Regions from separate parts of the Homo sapiens genome. Here region 2 is linked to region 1. A link is a loop called in an ENCODE intact Hi-C map of the cell type or tissue named here. Cell type or tissue: heart left ventricle. All regions are shown on one strand. Each heading gives the region's core, and the rest is flanking DNA. Links, peaks and the distances in the headings are about the cores only. Region 1 has its middle 180 kb from the start of SIPA1L1. Region 2 holds the start of LOC105370559 (a long non-coding RNA gene).

Region 1 (5,378 bases), core at 53-5,052:
ATGGCATCGGAAGGGGGTGGGTGCCTGGGTGGGTGCCTGGCTGTGTGCAGTGAGGAGGTCTCAGCAGCAGCCTCTGAAGCCAACTGCTTGGCTGGAATCTAGGTGCGCTACTCACTAGCTGGGGAACTTACAGCAAGTTACTTCACCTCTTACGCCTCAGTTTTCTCATCTGCCAAAAGGGAGTACTAATAGCAGCATCATTGACAAAAGCTGAAAGGTGGAAGCAAGCCAAGTGTTCATCCACTGAGAAATGCATAAATAAAATGTGGCCTAGACATACATGGAATACTATTCAACCTCAAAGGAAGAGAATCTGGACGTGTACTGCAACATGGATGAACTCTGAAGACATCATGCTGAGTCCAAGGACAAACACTGTATGATTCCACTTAGATGAGGTACTTAGAGCTGTCAAATTTGTAGAGATAGAAAGTAGAATGGTGCAGGTCAGGCGTTCAACACCAGCCTGGCCAACATGGAAAAACCCTGTCTCTATTAAAAAATACAAAAATTAGCCAGGCGTGGTGGTGTGCACCTGTAATCCCAGCTACTCGGGAGGCTGAGGCATAAGAATCACTTGAACCCAGGAGGTGGAGGTTGCAGTGAGCCAAGATCGCACCATTGCACTCCAGCCTAGGCAAAAAGAGCAAGACTCCGTCTCAAAAAAAAAAAAAAAAAAAAGGAAAGTAGGACGGTGGCTGCCAGGGGCTGGAGGAAGAGGGGAATGGGAAGTTCTTGCTTAATGAGCATAGTTTCAGTTTCGCAAGATGAAGAGTTCCAGAGATGGATGGGAAGATGGATGCACAACAGTATGAATGTACTTAATGCCACTGAACTACACACTTAAAAATGGTTACGATGGTAAATGTTGTGTATGTATATTTTACCACAATTTTTAAAAATAAATAAGGAGAAATATTACCCACCTCAGGGTTGTTCTAGGATTAAATGAGTTAATTCACTGGTTCTCTACCAGGGAGCTTTTGTCCCCTCCACTCTGCCCCCCAGGGGACATTTTGTTCCCGGACCAAACTGAGGGTCAGGCTGCTATTTCTCGCCACCTAATAATGAGATGCAGATGAACTGGGGAGGAAGAGAGGTTTTATTTTCTGCAATCGGTTACAGGGAGAAGGCCTGGAAATTATCACCAGACCAATTCAAAATTACAAAGTTTTCCAGAGCTTGTATACCTTCTAAGCTGTATGTCTACATGTAAGTGTGCATTCATTTAAAGACATAAGTGATTAACTTCTTTTAATCTATAACTAAGGTCTCAGTACTGAAGACCTTCCTCTGGGGCCTCAGTAAATTTGCTTAATCTAAATGGGTCCAAGTGGTGAGGTGATTATCCTTGTCTCCTGTTAAATCACGGAGGTTTGGGGAGTTCCTTTAGACCCCCAATAAACTTATTTGTGGAGGCCTGGGGAGTTTCTTCAGACCCCCAGTAAAACTCATCTAATCCTAAAAGGGTCCTGTTAAGAATTCTTTCATTATTTGGTCATGCTTTAAGGCCCAGGAAAGGCCTAGGCAAGATGCTTGGTGGGCTTCTGCTATATTCCAGCCTTTGTATAAGGGCACTAGCTTTTTTTTAGCTTTTAATGTTTAACTTAACCACTTAGTCAGTACTGAAACAGTTGTTATGGAGGCCTGTGTTAGTGAGACCTGGCCTGCCACAATTTGACAAAAGTTGGTTACCACAACTTGTAGAAGGCTGGTTGGTGCTACTGGCATCTGGAGGGTAGAGGCCAGGGATATGATGTATTGTATCCACATCAACACACCAAAGACCTGTCCCACCCAGGATGCCGAAGTTGAGAAGTTCCAGTGTAAAGTACCTGGTGCAGAGGCCAGAGGCAGTGGCTCACGGCTGCAATCCCAGCACTTTGGGAGGCCAAGGCGGGCGGATCATCTGAGGTCAGGAGTTCAAGACCAGCCTGGCCAACATGGCAGAACCCCCTCTACTAAAAAATACAAAAATTAGCCCGGCATGGTGGTGCAGGCCTGTAGTCCCAGCTACTCCGAAGGCTGAGGCAGGAGAATCGCTTGAACCCGGGAGGCAGAGGCTGCAGTGAGCTGAGACTGCATTACTACACACCGGCCTGGGCGACAGTGAGGCTCTGTCTCCAAAAAAAGAAAAAAAAAACTCCCTCGTAATTTCTATCCGTTGTCCTCACTAAGATTGGGTGTGTGCACACATCCCTCACCTGAGCGTGTGTCGGCAGCAGCACTGAGGCCCCTGCACCGAGAGGCTGGCTGCCCGCGATGTCCTCGTAACCCAGGACGCAAACGATCGTTGTGGCATATTAGAACGCCAGACGCTAGGCGTCCTTCGCTGCAGCGCAGTCACCTTGTCGCCATCAGCGGTCCCCTCTGTGCGGATGGAAGCAGGGCAGTTTGCCCTTTGTTCTCTAGAGGCTGCCCTCACCTCGCTGTCCCCTGAGAGGAAAAGGCTGGTGGCCAAAGGCACATCCAGAGCCACCCTTACAGCCCCGCGTGCAGCCTCTTGTGAGAGTCAGTGCACTTGGCACACAGATTCTGCAACACTCCCGATATTTCCACCGGCGATTGTGATGGTAAGGTTTAGGGTGGCAGGGGTCATATTTAACCAGGAGAAAGAACTTACATGTGGCAAATGCGCAGAAGTATAGTCATGCATAGATGTGTGCACGAGAAACGGCCAGTTGCCAGTAGTGTGCAAACTCGTGGCTTAAACAGGTCCCAAGAGCCTTTCATCCATTGATTTGTCCTTCCGTACCTCTCTTTTGGGATGCGTGCATGTCTAGGGGGTCACTTTTCCATTCCCCTGACCCCAGCACCCCACCCTCAGTCTCTCTCCAGCGTCGGCTGAGCTCCTACTGCCATCTTGTGGCCGTTCACGTAAGGTGCACCAGAGAGGCGGAGCCCCTGCTGTCCTTGTCCTAGGACTTGATTTGCAGAGATTTGGGAGGCTTCCTGACTCTGGGGTGCTCATTTCCTTCACAAACAGAAAAAGAAAAGTCACTCCTGGGCACATTGCTGTCATGTGTGAGGCTGGAAGCACTCCCTACGATGGGATTCTCTCAACTGTCCCTATTTGCATCTCTAGTCCTCACGTAGTGCAATTCACTGTGTGAGTGTGTGTGTGTGAGAGAGTGGGTGTGAGTTTGCGTGAGTGTGAGAGTGTGCGTGTGTGTGTGAGAGTATGTGTGTGTGTGAGAGTGAGTGTGCGTGCGTGTGTGTGTGTGTGTGTGTGTCTGTGATTATTGGTAAGGGGAAGGTACAAGAAGCAGGGTAGGCACTGATGCTAGTACTATACTTCAAAGTCCTCAAGGAAGAAGTCTCGTTTTGAGCCAAGGATTTGGGTGTTTCTAGAGAGAGGGAAAACGTGAGCTCCAGAGCTCATGAAAAGCTCCATCACAACAAAGGATTGTCTTGTCTTTTTAGCCACATCCTCCCATTCACATTGCAGCATATTGAGATCTTGGCACTGTCTCCACTCTTTCTTTGGCATATGGCTTTCAATTTGAGCTCCCTGAGGTGAAGAACCATTCAAGTCCACAACCTGCATCTCACACAGGGCTGAGCCTAGGGAAGGTATTAAATGTTTCTTGAATGAGAGAACCTTATCTTCATTCAGATGCTCTGTGGTCAGCATATCCTGTCGATTCTTCTTCCAGAAATCATTTTCCTATCCCTAGCCCCCTCTCTTTATTCCCAGTGTCAATGGAATGCATGCCATGTGCCATTCGGCCACTCAAATTTTCCTTTATGATGAGATGCTCATTCCCCTTGACTGCACAAAGTTAAGTCCCTCCCCAGGGATTTCCCTCCATCCAAAGGAAACTGATTCACCCAAGGTTAAAGCTCCTCCTGGGGGTAGCCCACATCCTATAACTAATCAATGTTGGCGGGGTGGCCCCAGCCCCTGTACCTCAAATCCAGACAACTCTGAAGGACCATCAGAGACCCAGAACTTCCTATGGGATTGGCTGAGGCCTCTGTGGTGACTGCATTGCAGTTCAGCTTCTCCCTCTGGCCAAAGTGCTTCCTTCACTCCTCACAGGTTGAGGGCTATGGTTGCACTGGAGAAAGACAGCAAAAGGCCAAGGGCAGTTACTCTTTGCGAGGACAAAGTGTTGAAGTCCAACAGGCCTCCTTGGTAGCATATAAAGAGATCCTGATCTTCTTCAACCAGAGGGCAGAAGCAGCTGAGGCTCAGAAGTGAATGGAGCTCCAGAGAAGACTGGACTCTCCATTTAGATGAGTCCACTATGCCAAGGCCCCAGCTGGGAGGGAGACTTGAGATGGGAATCATGGCAGCTCTAGAGCTATCTGTGAGATTGGCTGAAGCCTCTGTCATAACTGCATCACAGTTCAACTTGAGGTTCTTGAAACCCCAGGTCCTCCAAACACTGGCCTGCAGATGTGACCCATACCCCTCTGCTTGAAGACAACTCAAAGACTCCTCATGCCTTTCATAACTTATCCCCACCTCCCTGCGTGGCTAAAAGCTACAGTCAAGCCACAACACAACCAGGCCAGGAATGTACTGGGTCCCTTGAGGGAGAAGGAGACTATACATCAAAGACGCTATAGGGCCTAGCCAGCATGTACTGGCAGAAGCAGAGAGGATATTTATGGGGTGGGATCTGGAGGGCACTGAATCTAGAGAAATAGAATATAAAGTTGGATAATAGAGAGTTTATTAATATGAGGACATTCTTCTATGATACAAGATGAATATCCTGCTGATATGGACAGGAGACAGGGAAATACTGGGTAGAAGAGGGCAGTTCCCTGGCAAAGGTCCCACCTTCAAGCCTGGATACCCATGGCCCTAAATGGGAACAGGCATTCCTGTTTTCATGTTCAAAAGTTGCCTTTTAGCCTGCCACACCCGTTTATCCTGTACCCATATAAACCCCAAACCCCCAGCTCCAGGAGTAGATGAGCAGATGAACAGAAGAGCAGCAGAGAAGGAGAGAAGAGAAGGAACATTGGGAGGAGTTCAGCTGGGGACCGCTGGAGAGGAAATCAGCCTCAGGACAGCCAAACTCCAGGAGAAGATCACCTTCCTACTTCATCCCCTTTCCAGCTCCCCATCCATCCCACTGACAGCCACCTCCACCACCCAATAAAACCCCCACATTCACCATCCTCCAAGTCTGTGTGTCACCTGATTCAGGACACTGGACAAGAGCTCAAGATACAGAAAGCTGTCACACTGGCCCTCTGCCCTTGTGAAAAGGCAGAGAGTCTACTAAGCTGTTTAACACTTAAGCCATTGGTGGATGGCAAAGCTAAAAGAGCGCACTGTAACACATGCCCACTTGGGCTTCAGGGGTCACAGGCGCCCACCCCTAGATGCTGCTGTGGGGCCACAGCCCAGAAACACTCGC
Region 2 (5,378 bases), core at 279-5,278, 1.3 Mb before region 1:
ACTTTGTCTGTGGCTATGTCTGGCACCCATGTTCTCTAAAAAGATTCTTTTCCATCTCATATTCCTCACTATATTCAACACGCTGCTAGGGGATGGCCCTCTTCACAAATCCTTTTCTAAACTACCTCCCACGTGACTCAACTCTCTGACTCACCTGCCGTGTGGCCACCTGTCAGGCCCTTCTACTCTTGATAGTCTTTTTCTTCCTTTGTGGGTTAAAACAATGGAAATTTATTCTCTCCCAGTTCTGAAGGCCAGAAGTTAAAAATCAAAGTGTCGGCAGAGTTGGTTCTTTCTACAGGCTCTGCAAGCGAGTCCGCTCCATGCCCTCTCCTGGCTCTGCTGCTGAGCATCCTCGGTGCTCCTTGACTTGCAGATGGGCCCTGGATCTCCGCCTCCATCCTCACTTGGCCTTCCTCTCCCAGTTCTCTTTCTGGGCTTAATAAGCGAGTCCACTTGTGTTTGACCTCCTCTGCCCTCAGAATGGCAAATTCCCCCACATCTGTCACCACTGTGCTTGGCCCTTTGATGCTCCTCATAATGACACCCACTCTCATGGGGACACATACAAGCTGTGGGCACCCACTCCCCAATCTTGGACAAGGACGAGGGGTGAGGCTGCTCTCCTGAGTACATAGGGCTCTCCCAGTCTCTTGGGCTGGCCTGCTGAACTGGACCTGAGCTTTCCTGGAAAACAAAAAAAGCGAGACTTCTTTCTCTCGCCCACTTGACTCTGCAGCTCCAGTTTGGACTTATTTCTCTAGATTTGTTTTCCCCAAGATTGCAGATACTAACAAGAAATTACTAAGCTATCTCACTCTGTTATTATAACTTATAATAAATATACTACTTTATATTATTATATATGTTGATTGATATTATAGCATAACTCAGATGTAAAGCTCATATTGCCGTTCTAAGTATATAAGAATTTTATTTTTACATCCCATTTGTATTAGTCCATTTTCATGCTGCTGATAAAGACATACCTAAGACTGGGCAATTTACAAAAGAAAGAGGTTTAATGGACTTACAGTTCCACGTGGCTGGGGAGGCCTCACAATCATGGCAGAAGGCAAGGAGGTGCAAGTCATGTCTTACATAGATGGCAGCAGGCAAAGGGAGAGCTTGTGCAGGGGAACCTCCCCCCATTATGATACCATCATATCTCATGAGGTTTGTTCTGTATCACAAGAACAGCATGGGAAAGACCTGCCCGCATGATTCAATTACCACCCACCAGGTCCCTCCCACAACATGTGGATTTGAGTGTGAACACAGACAAGCCATATCGCCATTTAATCTGTGGAATGATTCTGTGAGGTCAGCCGGGAGCATGATTCCTGCCTTTCAGAAGAGGAAACGGGAGCCCAGTCTTTCTTGCAGCCCACAGCAAGTTACATAGCACAGTGGCCTCCAAGGGAGGAGGAATGGGGAGCTGTACACAGGGTGCAGGCGATAAGGGGTGCAACTGCCCAGGAACAATATACATATCATAAAATACCTCAGTGATGAATACTTTCTCCCCTTGGTGCTCCACTGATGCTGGGACTAGAGCCGAGCCGTGGGGTTTCTAAGCCGGTGCTGTCTCCCCTCTACCACGGCCCCTCAAGGTCAAAGCAGAGGTGATTTTAGAAGCTCCTGGAGGGGCACATCCCACATATTCAATTCACAGTCAGGAGAAACTAAATCCTCTTTTCTCAAAGGGGTGTGTTAGGTCAGCCTGGGGTGGGGAGGCAGTCCCCAAAGGCATCACGTTAGAGCTGGGAATTCTGAACTTTGGTGATACCACTTCTCTGTTCTGGGTGTAAGACATTTCAATACAGTCTTTGGCTTAGTTTAAAATGTAAATAATTACATTTCTCATAGTTTTGATGACCAGGAAGATCCTACCCCACCCTCACTCTATAATCCCTGACTCCCAGCCCGTGGCGCCACACCTCATCTCCGTATGGCTCATCACCCCATCCCGCCAGATCACTGCTCTGACTCCAGTCCCATCCCTTCCCCTCACCCCACATTTCTGGTGAAAATTATTCGAACCAATCCATGCTGCTTGCTGTCATTTTCCTGACTTCACAGGGGAAAAGAGATCCTCTCCAAGTTTTAAGACAGATTATCGGTACAAAAAAAAAAAAAATCTAGCTGCGTCCATCTTTTGGCAGAAACAGTCTGTTGGCTGAAAGCAGAAGTGATTTGGGCATGAACCGGTGTCCTTGCTCGAGGCCGGCATTCCTTTCTGCCTTATTTTCAATCACGCCTGGGGTGCAGTTCACATTATCACCACGAAGGGGCGCCGTTGCTCTGGAAAGCCACAAGGCTTCTGCAGGCAACTGCCTTCAGTTAAGAAAAACTGCCAGGTTACAGGAATGTGATATTGATTTTTGATTTCTTTTAAATTAATAATCAATGGCGTTCTGAATACTGCTTAATTTCTTATTTGTAGAGGTACAGAGCTGAAGCCTGTTAGATGTCGTTTACGGCATTTTCCAGAGGCAAATAATGAGGGCTCAGGGATACCTTGGTAGCAGCTAAATTACTAGTGAAGGTTTTTCATGAGTTTAAAAGTGTTCTTGGACCTTCAGGTAATATGAATTAAATATTAATATGTTAATTGCAAAGGTCCAAAAGATAAAAGGGAAAAAAATGAATTCACAGGAAAGAAAAGTTTTACGTTTATTAAAGGATGGGGGTGGGGGCAGGGTTAGCTGAAGGGAACAGGAATCATACTATACCAGACCTCACAAATTATGCAGCAATGATGACTGGTTATTAAAAAGTGTAATTAAGCCAGAAGTTCCAGAATTTAGGAGACTGTGGATTAGAGGCCTAGATTCCTCAAAGTATCTGCAGCAAATCCTGATTCCCAAATCTCTAGCTTCTCCCAATGTAAAGTGGGTGCTTATTCTTGCCTGCAGACAGTTAGCATCTGGCTAATATTAACTTCAAATATGTAATTTTGGAGACCCTCAAATAGAACAGGTTATAAAAACGTAACACCCTCCTGGCATTGTGAGACCCTTGTTAGCCACATGTTTATGCCAGGAGATCAGTGCAAAGAAAATTGGAGGCAAGCCTGGGGTTTGAGACTTACTTCTGCCACGAACTTGGTACACTGAGTGAGTCACATATCCAAATTCTTTCTTCTTTCATCTGTAAATTGAAGCTTTTAGCTCAGCTTCCCTCTGAGTCCATTCTGATTCTGACAAACACCTCCCTCCCCATGTTCGGCCCACATGGCGACAGCCTTCCTGGCCTTCCCATCCACTTCTCTGTCTCACACCCTTAGGGGGGCAGATTGGACCATTTTGCTCTACTTCTCTCCACCTAGAATGTCCTTCTTCCCGTTCCACTGCATTTCTATGTTTTTAAATTCCTACTTCAAGTCTCAGGGCAAACGCCACCCGCTCTGAGAAGCATTCCCTGATACCACAGAGGCAAAGAGTCTCCCCTCCTTTATGATTTTGCTGCTCTTTACCTATACTTCTCTTCAGCACCTGCCCTTTTCTCTTTTGGGTTATGATGATTTCAGGAGCCTTTTTGCAACAGCCAGGTCTCCAGGGGCATGACTGACATTGATTTATCCATCCCACAGGGTCCAGCTCAGTGGCCAGCACAAAGCAGGAACCAAGGAAATGGCTGATTAACAGTCACATGTGCACAGACACATTGTATTTTGTGCAGAGCATCTGGGCTCGACTTAAACACTGATGTTCAGCCGATAGGATTTGGTTCCTGGTATACCCGCACTGTCTCTCTCCTACAATTCAGGCCGGCAGTCTTGGACTCTGAGTCAGACTGCCTGAGTTCAAAGCCTGGCTCTGCCACTTCCCAGCTATGAGAGCTTGGACAAGTTGCTGAACTTCTCTGTGCCTCCATTGCTCACCTATGCAGTGAAGATAATGACAGTATTCTCTTCATACAGCTGCCGTGCAGATAAAATGAGCGAATACTTGTAAGACACTTGAAAAAGTACCCAGTGTAAAGCAAGCTCTCAAAAAATGCTACTAGCTTTAAATAGTATTTTTACTACTACTAATCAAAAGATAACAACCATGGGACTTCTTGCCAGTTAGCAGTATCCTTCTCTAATGGTAAGAACAAAATATCCCCTTGTGTTTATCCTGGTGCCCATTCATGTCTCTAGTTAGTTTTACTGGCATCCACTGTAGAAGGCTGGGAAACGCATCCAAGGCAGCCCGCTCCCTGGGTGGGCTCCAGCTTTGGGTCTTCACAGCAAATCTTAGTTTGGCAAAAGCCTTTAGTGCATGGAAAACAGATTAACTATCATTTCAGTCTGCCACCAGCCATTTGCTAAATTGCACAATTTGATATGGTGTGTGTCCTCCTGGACCCTCTCAGACCTGCCCAGGCGCCAGCCTTGCCTCTTATCTATATGGTGCTATGGCTGTAATTCATCTGACCACTTGTGACATGCATCCTCTCAGCAGATTTGTCTTTTTATCTGCTGCGATTCAAGGACAGAAGAAAGAAAAAGGAATGAAGAGAGGTGAGAATAAACAACAGGAGAATAAATACATTTCCAGGCACCTTCCATGCAAGGAGTTTTGAGACATTCTCTCTCTAGGTTAGAGCTCAGCAGTGGATGTGCCTCTCTATCCATCATTGGGCCTGCTCAGCCTGTATCTGGCTGTCCTATTGTTTCAGAGAAAACTCCTTTTTCTATCTTTCTGATCCTACTCTAATTTCCTTCTACCTCCTCTTAATCCTATTTCCTGGTAAAGAAGTTTATTTTGAAGCGGGCCGGGCGCGGTGGCTCATGCCTGTAATCCTAGCACTTTGGGAGGCCAAGGTAAGTGGATTGCTTGAGGTCAGGAGTTTGAGACCAGTCTGGCTAGCATGGTGAAACCCCATCTCTACTAAAAATACAAAAATTAGCCGGCTGTAGTGGCAGGTGCCTGTTATCCCAGCTACTTGGGAAGCTGAGGCAGGAGAATTGCTTGAACCCGGGAGGTGGAGGTTGCAGTGAGTTGAGATCATGCCATTGTACTCCAACCTGGGCAACAGAGTGAGATTCAGGCTCAAAAAAAAAAAAAGTTTATTTTGAAGAGAGACACTGGCAGTACAGATGATGTGTCCGCTTCATGGTCTTTTCCCATACTACCTAGATCTAGTAAAATGGGCCGTGGCTTTTGGCATGTATGTCCAGGTGGGGACAGGCAGATGGAGGAAAGGTGGGAGAATGATGGAAACAGGGAAAGCCTAACTTGTTTTTCTGCCCCCAAGTGTTCAGATCGCCCCCAAGCTATGCTATAAATCACTGTCACATTAAGCTTAAAGTACAGCCTGAGCTCTCTTGATCAAAAACTTGGGTATAAAAGGATGTGAAATTATGTGGTCCAGTTGCTTCTTGTTAC

What was found. A loop is a pair of places that touch in the nucleus more often than their neighbours do. Peaks named below come from ENCODE experiments on the same cell type or tissue, not always from the same donor. Only the 100,000 strongest peaks of a DNase experiment are listed, where the experiment ranks them.
Region 2: it touches region 1 in a loop (3-fold over the local background); 4 of 110 quality-filtered maps call a loop at or near these places.

Annotation. Positions count from the first base shown.
Region 1 is chr14:71,136,671-71,142,048 of GRCh38, reverse strand. No RefSeq gene overlaps it. Among named protein-coding and RNA genes, the nearest start is that of SIPA1L1, 180 kb to the left of the region's middle. In heart left ventricle, for the core only: CTCF peaks have their summits at 2,653 and 2,864 (motif pointing left); DNase peaks (open chromatin) are centred at 2,288 and 2,868.
Region 2 is chr14:72,417,851-72,423,228 of GRCh38, reverse strand. All of the region lies in intron 3 of RGS6 (regulator of G protein signaling 6), which reads right to left. LOC105370559 (a long non-coding RNA gene) reads left to right here and starts at 4,018. Exons shown (of 4, transcript XR_944018.3): 1 at 4,018-4,094. In heart left ventricle, for the core only: a CTCF peak has its summit at 2,281; a DNase peak (open chromatin) is centred at 2,288.